Regions from separate parts of the Homo sapiens genome. Here region 2 is linked to region 1. A link is an interaction called in ENCODE POLR2A ChIA-PET data of the cell type or tissue named here. Cell type or tissue: HepG2. All regions are shown on one strand. Each heading gives the region's core, and the rest is flanking DNA. Links, peaks and the distances in the headings are about the cores only. Region 1 overlaps RBFOX2 (RNA binding fox-1 homolog 2). Region 2 has its middle 16 kb from the start of RBFOX2.

What was found. Peaks named below come from ENCODE experiments on the same cell type or tissue, not always from the same donor. Only the 100,000 strongest peaks of a DNase experiment are listed, where the experiment ranks them.
Region 2: POLR2A ChIA-PET joins it to region 1 with 5 read pairs; 8 of 35 experiments call an interaction of 5 or more read pairs at or near these places.

The regions. Positions count from the first base shown.
Region 1 is chr22:35,969,333-35,973,729 of GRCh38, reverse strand. All of the region lies in intron 1 of RBFOX2 (RNA binding fox-1 homolog 2), which reads left to right. Among named protein-coding and RNA genes, the nearest start is that of RBFOX2, 57 kb to the left of the region's middle. In HepG2, for the core only: no CTCF peak of the experiment used is centred there; a DNase peak (open chromatin) is centred at 1,969.
Region 2 is chr22:36,042,730-36,047,126 of GRCh38, reverse strand. No RefSeq gene overlaps it. Among named protein-coding and RNA genes, the nearest start is that of RBFOX2, 16 kb to the right of the region's middle. In HepG2, for the core only: no CTCF peak of the experiment used is centred there; no DNase peak of the experiment used is centred there.

The DNA of each region.
Region 1 (4,397 bases), core at 255-4,254:
CCCTTTAAGAACTAGACCATTTTTAGTTGAGAGGAAAACATTGATCACATTGGCTCCAGATAAGAGCAGATACTGTGTGTACTTCCTGGCAAAAACTTTGTATGTGGTTCACAGCAATTCCTGCCATTCTGGTTGTGTCTGAGGGGCTGACAACAGACAGTTCTAATCTAATCTCAAACCTTTTACTTGCTGGACTGGTTCTTAATCCCAGAAACCAGCCTGAGGTCAAGAATTGGTTCCTAATTGCCATAGGTATAAAGGTGGCGCTCCTATTGAGGGAGTTTTCAGTGTTCCTGCTCTGGTTGTCACCAGTGTGGCTTGGGAGATGGTTTATGTTGGTCTGTCCCCCCTCTATGGATATAAACTAATTGTTAAACAGTTACTGACTCCTGTAAGTTTAGACAGTTTATAGCGCCAGCCTTTAAATTTCATTGTGAAATATAATCTTCAGATTTATTAGAACAGTTTAACGGAAGAAAATAAGAGAAAGAGCTCTAAAAAGGTGTAGACTGTCAAAGAAGGCTCATGGAGGAAGCATCAGTTAGAGGACTCTCACAGTACTTTATAATTACCTCATCATTATCAAGTATTGGACTAACATTGTCTTTGAACATCTCTCTCTGTTGCCTGTAGATTATAAACTTCTTGAGGATAGGGCAGTTTCTGTTCTTTTTTTGTATTTGACTCTGGCCTTCTTGATCGATTTGGTAAATATTTATTGAGATCAATTAAAATAAGATGCTTTAAAACTGAGCACAAAGGACAAGTTACATTTCAGTAGCTTAGTAGTGAATTTAATTCTGCAGGTCTTGGTGCTGTACTTCTTTGGTGAGTTTGCTGGGCCCAGATGGCTAGGCTTGTACTTTCCTTAGACATTTTAATGGCCTGTCTTGGTTGTGATGTCTCTAAGCACTAGGAGGACAGGGAATATGGCTCATAGAAGAGGGTGCCAACTGAGAGCCTCTGTCCATTCTCTCCACCCCCACACAACTCCTTTCTGTACAGTCTTTGGTAGGTAATAACATTTCTTTAAAGTGATGATTCCTAGGTGAAACCGGAGGCCAGTTTTGTGTGTACTCTTATGTTTTATTAGGTGTGTGGGATTTGAGGAAGTTGTGGTGCTGGAAAGAATCTGCCTTGCCCCATATTACTGGTGAAAAAATAGAGACCTAGGAAGGATAAATAATTTATTCCAAGCCATATGGCTACTTAGTGGCCATCAAGACTATTGTCCAGGTCTCCTTAGTGCTAGACATTTACCACAGTACCGGGTAAGTCCCATTTTTTTTTTTTTTGAGGAAGCATTAGTAAAAATCAATTTTACAGAAACGAATATAAGCGGTTTGACTTAGGATTGTGAATGGAAACATATTTTTCCTTTTGAATGCTAGGAGAACTATGCCAGAGTTTCTTTTTTTCCTACTTTTTGCATGATTTAGAAGATAGAACACATGAAAACAGTTCCCTAAAGGAGGTGCTTCATTTAAATGCTTAAAAAAAGCAGGCCACTTCAAATTTCTAAAAATAGCATTTAAAAAACCCCAAAATGATCTAAAAAGGGATTTTAGTTGCATGAAGACTATACTGTTTGGGGGGTTTCTGGGCTCTAGGGAGGATGCTAGCTCTCTGAATGCTTTATGTTCTTATATGACTCATCTTGTTAGTGGTGACCCCAGAAGGGCAGTGGGAGAAATATGTTCCGAAGGGTGATTTGGAAGGAAGGGATGATCTGGAAGGAAGGGATGAGAAGGTTGCAGGCAGGAAAACTGAGCTAAGTGGTTTTAGAGAGTGTTTTTTTTTTTTTTTTTTTTTTTTTTAGGGAGAAAAAGAAAAAAGGAAAGGCTGCTAGGAGCTTGGTCCTAACTGATTCCAGATGGGCCTGCTACAGTACAAAGGTTTTCAGTGTGTTTGGGATGGGGCTGACCAAGAAGGCCCCCTCAGCACTTCCTGTGCAGCTCTGCAATTGTATGCACCTAATCAGAAACAGCCCTTACTGCTGGAGCTCAAGAGCAACCGTCTCATGTTGTCTTTGTGCCTCATTCTGTGAACTGCTCCCTTTGCCTGCCCTGTTTACCTCCCTCTCCTAGTCTCTTTTCCTTTCTAATCTTTTCTATATTTGTTTTCAGGGAATGTTAAAAGGAGGGGAGATATGTATATATAAACATAAACATATGTATATGTTTCTTGTGGGTTGGGAGCAGAGAAGAGAGGGAGGAAGGAATGGCCAAATTAAACGCAGATGGTGAATATTTAGGAAAGGAATTTTTTTCTGGACCTGGGAGGCATTTGCTAGAAATGGGGATTGGGAACATGAGAATGTGAATGAGACTTGGAAAAACAAGCCACTCTTTATTTTTCATTTTTTTGAATCCTGCACACTTGTCTGAATGGTTCAAAATATAACATTGCATGGGGATGGTTTATTTACATTGTAAACTGAGTATCACTGGCCCTGTGTAGCTGTGTGCCAAAGGGTGAGTGTGACAGTGACTTTAAACTTAAAGGAAGTAGGAAGGTGTTTTGCACCCACATCCCATGTAGTATTGTTGCCAGGGGAGCATACCTGGTGTGCTCTGACGTGGGCTTGAATTTGGCCGTTTTCCCACCTACTGCAGTATATCAGGCACTCTGCACAGCTTAAAAGAGGATTTTTTTGGTGACACTCAGCTGCAGGCACTATGAATTGTTCTTTTGTGCCCTCCTGATTCCACCAGGGATATATTTTATATATATACTTGATTTTCTATTTTGCTTCTATTTTGGTTGCCTGGTTAGACTGAGGGTATGCCTGGTATTGACTGTTAGTTTTTTGGGTCTAGCTGATGATTACAGAAACTCTGCCATCCCAGGGGTCCATTTAGGTCTTTGCAATTTTATTCTAATCCACTCAGCTGTTGTACTGATGTTGTTGCGTAAATGTGAGCTTATTAGGATAGACTATGTAAAAATATACTGTGTTGGCATAAAGGCCTTAGCAGCATTGCTTTGTTTTGACCTCTTCATACTTTGTGTCCCTTTTGTCCTCTCGTAAGCACCATGATCACATTTCTTCTTCTTGTTTTTTTAGATAGGGTCTCACTCTGTTGTGTTGCCCAGGCTGGAGTACAGTGGTGCAATCATGGCTCACTGCAGTCCCGAGCTCCTGGGCTCAAGCAATCCTCCTACCTCAGTCTCCAAAGTAGCTGGGACTACAGGTACATGCCAGCATGCCTGGTTAATTGAAGAGTGTGTGTGTTTTTTTTTTTTTTGAGATGGGTCTCACTGTATTGCCCAGGCTGGTCTTGAGCTCCTGACCTTGAGCAGTCCTCCTGCCTCAGCCTCCCAAAGTGCTGAGATTTCAGGCATAAGTCACTATGCCCAGCCACATTTTTTCTTGAGCTAAATGTACAATATATCCTCTGATGAAAAATTTTAGTGCTGTTTCTAGGTAGCGAGGATGTCTGGGAGATAGAGTTTGGATGCTGAAATATTTGATTTTTTTGGGATATTTTTGATGCTATAGGAATAATGTGTCAGGGTATTTGGAATTGGGATAGCATAAGACAAGTTACATGGTCACCCTTCTTGAGTGAGTCTTAGCAATATAGCATTGCAACCGACGGAGAATTATGTTCTCAATTCACCAGTAGGATCTTTCTCACTGTGATTTTTTAAAATCCCCCATTTGACTAGGTGTAAAGAAGAGAAGGTAGCTAAGATGTTGTTTGTTTTTCGAGTGGCTCTTATTTGCCAGGTACCAGACTCATGTTATCTCCTACAATTTATCAGAACTCTAGGATAAATGGCCTCAAGTCCATTTGCGGGTGAGAAAACTGCACATGCACAGTGTCACACAGCTAGCTTTGTTTCAGAGACAGCCTCAACCCATTGTGTTCTGGGCCTAAAGGTGATACATATTCTTCCACATTCTGAGTTATATATAAATTCCAAACCCTTCTCAGAAAGAAACTCCTTTCTAAGGGTAATGTGGTAGTTAAAAAGATTTTTAAAAAATCACTTTAAACTTATTTTTATTGTCATCCTTGTCCCATTTTAAGCATACTAACTTCCTGCCTCTGATATATAAAGAGCCGATGCTGGAGAGAGGAAGGAGGCAAACCATTTTGTCATGTTTATGGAGAGACCTCAAGGCTCTAAAAGCTGCTTTTATTTTTTTGAGACAAAGTTTCCCTCTGTTGCCCAGGCTGGAGTGCAGTGGTGCGATCTCGGCTCACTGCAACCTCGACCTCCTGAGTTCAAGTGATTCTTGTGCCTCAGCCTCCCAAGTAGTTGAGACTACAGAGGCGCAAGTCACCATGCCTGACGAATTTTTGTGTTTTTAGTAGAGACAGGGTTTTACCATGTTGCCAGGCTGGTCTCAAACTCCTGACCTCAAGTGATCCACCTGCCTTGGCCTC
Region 2 (4,397 bases), core at 90-4,089, 74 kb before region 1:
GGTGATTCGAAGGAGGCTCCCTGCCTCGGCCTCCCAAAGTGCTGAGATTACAGGTGTGAGCCACCGCGCCTGGTCTATTTTTTTTTTTTTTTTTTTTGAGACGGAGTCTCACTCTGTCACCCAGGCTGGAGTACAGTGGTGCAATCCTGACTCACTGCAACCTCCATCTCCCGGATTCAAGTGATTCTCCTGCTTCGGGACTGAGTAGCTGGGATTATAGGTGTGGGCCACCACACCCAGCTAATTTTTGTATTTTTATTAGAAATGGGGTTTCACCATGTTGGCTAGACTGGTCTTGAACTTCTGACCTCAAATGATCTGCCCACCTTGGCCTCCCAAAGTTCTGAGATTACAGATGTGAACCATCGCGCCCAGCCAATTATTTTATTTTTATTTTTGTTTTTATTTTTTGAGACAGGGTCTCGCTTTGTCACCCAGGCTGGAGTGCAGTGGTGCGAACATGGCTCAGTGCAGCCTCGACCTTCCTGGGCTCAAGCAATCCTCCCTCCTTAGCCTCCTGAGTGGCTGCGACTACAGGCACACACCACCATGCTTGGCTATTTTGTATTTTTTGTAGAGATGGGGTTTCACTATGTTGCCCAGGCTGGTCTCGAATTCCTGGGTAAGCGAATCCTCTGCTTCAGCCTTCCAAAGTGCTGAGATTCCAGGCATGAACCATCACGCCTGGCTCATCTAACATTTTTGTTGCTCATTTTTTCTCTCTCCTCACCAGAATATACATTTTAGGAGACTAGGGTTCTGGTCTGTCATCTTCATGGGTCACATTCCCAGTCCCTGGAACATTTCTGCCAATCAGGATCCACTCAGCATTTGTTGAATGTGAATGAACTATGCATGAAGCATGCTGATGGATACGAAGGGACAGTTGAGAAATTCTAAATTACAGGCTGGAAAGAAAGGGCTCCTGAGACATCCAAGGTGGAGACTGGCTGACCCCAGCTGTAATGGCCACAAAGTCAAGATGTTGACAAGAAGCCAGAAGCCTCTCCATAAGCATGTGGGGAGCCAGCACTGGGTGTCAGAGGTTCAGTGGCCAGAGATATCAATGTTATTGTTTAAGAGTAACTGGCACTCACATTGTCTGTTTTGTGCTGTAAGGCTGAGTAGGCAGAAGAAGAATTGCTCGGCCGGGCGCGGTGGCTCACGCCTGTAATCCCAGCACTTTGGGAGGCCGAGGCGGGTGGATCATGAGGTCAGGAGATCGAGACCATCCTGGCTAACAAGGTGAAACCCCGTCTCTACTAAAAATACAAAAAATTAGCCGGGCGCGGTGGCGGGCGCCTGTAGTCCCAGCTACTGGGGAGGCTGAGGCAGGAGAATGGCGTGAACCCGGGAAGCGGAGCTTGCAGTGAGCCGAGATTGTGCCACTGCAGTCCGCAGTCCGGCCTGGGCGACAGAGCGAGACTCCGTCTCAAAAAAAAAAAAAAAGAAGAATTGCTCAACAGAGTCAACATACAACCTACAGATTGAGAGAAAATTTTTGCAATCTATCCATCTGACAAAGGTCTGGTATGCAGCATCTATAAAGTACTTAAACAAATTTACAAGAAAAAAACAACCCCATTAAAAAATAGGCAAAGGGATATAAACAGACACTTTTCAAAAGAAGACATACTTGGGCCAGAAGCAGTGGCTCAAACCTGTACTCCCAGCCCTTTGGGAGGCCAAGGGGGCAGATTGCTTGAGGCTAGGAGTTTGAGACCAGCCTGGCCAACATGGTGAAACCCCATCTCTACTAAAAATACTAAAATTAGCCAGGCGTGGTGACGAGCGCCTGTAATCCCAGCTACTTGGGAGGCTGAGACAGGAGAATCACTTGAACCTGGAAGGCAGAGATTGCAGTGAGCTGAGACTGGGCCACTGCACTCCAGCCTGGGCGACGAGAGCAAAACTCCATCTCAAAAAAAAAAATAGAAGAAGAAAAGGAAGAAGACATACATGTAGCCAGCAAGCATATGAAAAAAACTCAACATCACTGATCATTAGAGAAATGCAAATCAAACCCGCAATGAGATACCATCTCACACCAGGCAGAATGGCTAATATTAAAAAGTCAAAAAATAACAGATGCTGGCGAGGCTGCGGAGAAAAAGGAATACTTATACACTGTGGAAGTGTAAATTCATTTAGCCACTGCGGAAACCAATGTGGTGATTCCTCAAAGACCTAAAAACAGAAATACCATTCAACCCTGTAATCCCATTACTGGATATATACCCAGAGAAATATAGACCAATCTATCATAAAGATACATGGATGTGTATGTCCATTGCAGCACTATTCACAATAGCAAAAACATGGAATCAACCTAAATGCCCATCAGTGGTAGACTGGATAAAGAAAATCTGGCACACATACACCGTGGAAGAGTACGCAGCCATAAAAAAGAGTGAGATCATGTCCTTTGCAGGAACATGGATGGAACTAGGGACCATCATCCTTAGCAAACTAACACAGGGACAGAAAACCAAATACCACGTTTTCATTTATAAGTTGGAGCTAAATGATGAGAACACATGGGCACATAGAGGGAAACAACAGACACTGAGGCCTATCAGAGGGTGGAGAGTGGGAGGAGGGAGAGGATCAGGAAAAATAACTAATGGGTACTAGGCTTAATACCTGGGTGATGAAAGACTGTGTACAACAAACCCCTATGACACAAGTTTAATATATAACAAACCTGCACATGTACCCCTGAACTTAAAAGTTTTTTTTTGTTTTTTTTTTTGAGACAGAGTCTCACTCTGTCATCCAGGCTGGAGTGCAGTGGTACGGTCTCCGCTCACTTCGAGCTCTGCCTCCCGAGTTTACACCCATTCTCCTGCCTCCACCTCCCGAGTAGCTGGGACTATAGGCGCCTGCCACCATGCCTGGCTAATTTTTTTAATTTTTTTTTTTATTTTTAGCAGAGACGGGGTGTCACCGTGTTAGCCAGGATGGTCTCGATCTCCTGACCTCATGATCCGCCTGCCTCAGCCTCCCAAAGTGCTGGGATTACAGGCGTGAGCCACCGCGCTTGGCCCAAAAGTTTTCTAAAAAAAGGAAATAGGTCTTTAAAAAAATATTTATTTTTAAAAAACTGACTAAACTTTGTCAATTTTTGTATATATTTATGGTGTACAGTGTGATGTTTTCATATATGTATACATTGTGGAATAATTAAATCAAACACATTATATATCCATAATCTCATATACCTACCATTTTTTGTGGTGAGAACATTTAAAATCTACTCTCCAAGTATATAATACATTAGTGGACGGGCATGGTGGCTCACGCCTGTAATCCCAGCACTTTGGGAGGCCGAGGCGGGTGGATCACCGGAGGTCGGGAGTTCGAGACCAGCCTGGCCAACATGGTGAAACCCCGTCTCCACTAAAAATAGAAAAATTAGCTGGGTGTGGTGGTGGGCGCCTTGGGTACCTCCCAGCTACTTGGGAGGCTGAGGCAGGAGAATCGCTTGAACCCAGGAGGCAGAGATTGCAGTGAGCCGAGATCATGCCACTGCACTCCAGCCTGGGCGACAGAGCGAGACTCCATCTCAAAAACAAAACAAACAAACAAATAAAACGTTAGTATAACTATAGTCACCATGTTGTGCAATACATCTTCAGAACTTATTCCTCCTGTCTAACAGAAACTTTCTACCCTTTGACCAGCAACTGCCATTCCCTTCTCCCCGACCAGCTCTGGAAACCACCATTCTCCTCTCTGCTTCTCTGAATTCAACTTTTTTAGATTCCACATAAAGCGAGATCAGGCGGTGCTTGTCTTCCTGTGCCTGGCTTATTTTATTTAGTGTAATGCTCACTCATGTTGCGAATGACAGGATTTCCTTCTTTTTTAAAGGCAGAATAGTATTCCATTGTGTATACACACCACAGGTTTTTTTTTTTTTCTATTGCTCAGGAAATAGGACTTTGAGAGGAGAAACTTCCATTCCTGTTTTAGGTGAGTTCCTTCGAAACAGAGCTTGACCCAGGGATTTGGGTGCATTGGTTTATTTGGGAGGTGATCTCAGGTTGCTCAGTGAGGCAGTGGGCAACGAAGATAGAGGAGGAAAAAAAGAGAGGAAAATGGACATTAATAGGCAAGTTACCATTGTGGACAAACAGCGCTCACTCCCACTGTGTCCTCCGAGAGACTGTGTCTCTTAAAATTATCCTACCGCCAGGTGCGGTGGCTCACACCTGTGAGCACTTTGGGAGGCCGAGGCGGGAGGATCATCTGAGGTCAGGAGTTCAAGACCAGCCTGACCAAAGTGGCAAAACCCTGTCTCTTCTAAAAAAAAAAAAAAAAATAGCCAGGTGTGGTGGCACTGGCGCATGCCTATAGTCCCACCTACTCAGGAGGCTGAAGCAGGAGAATCGCTT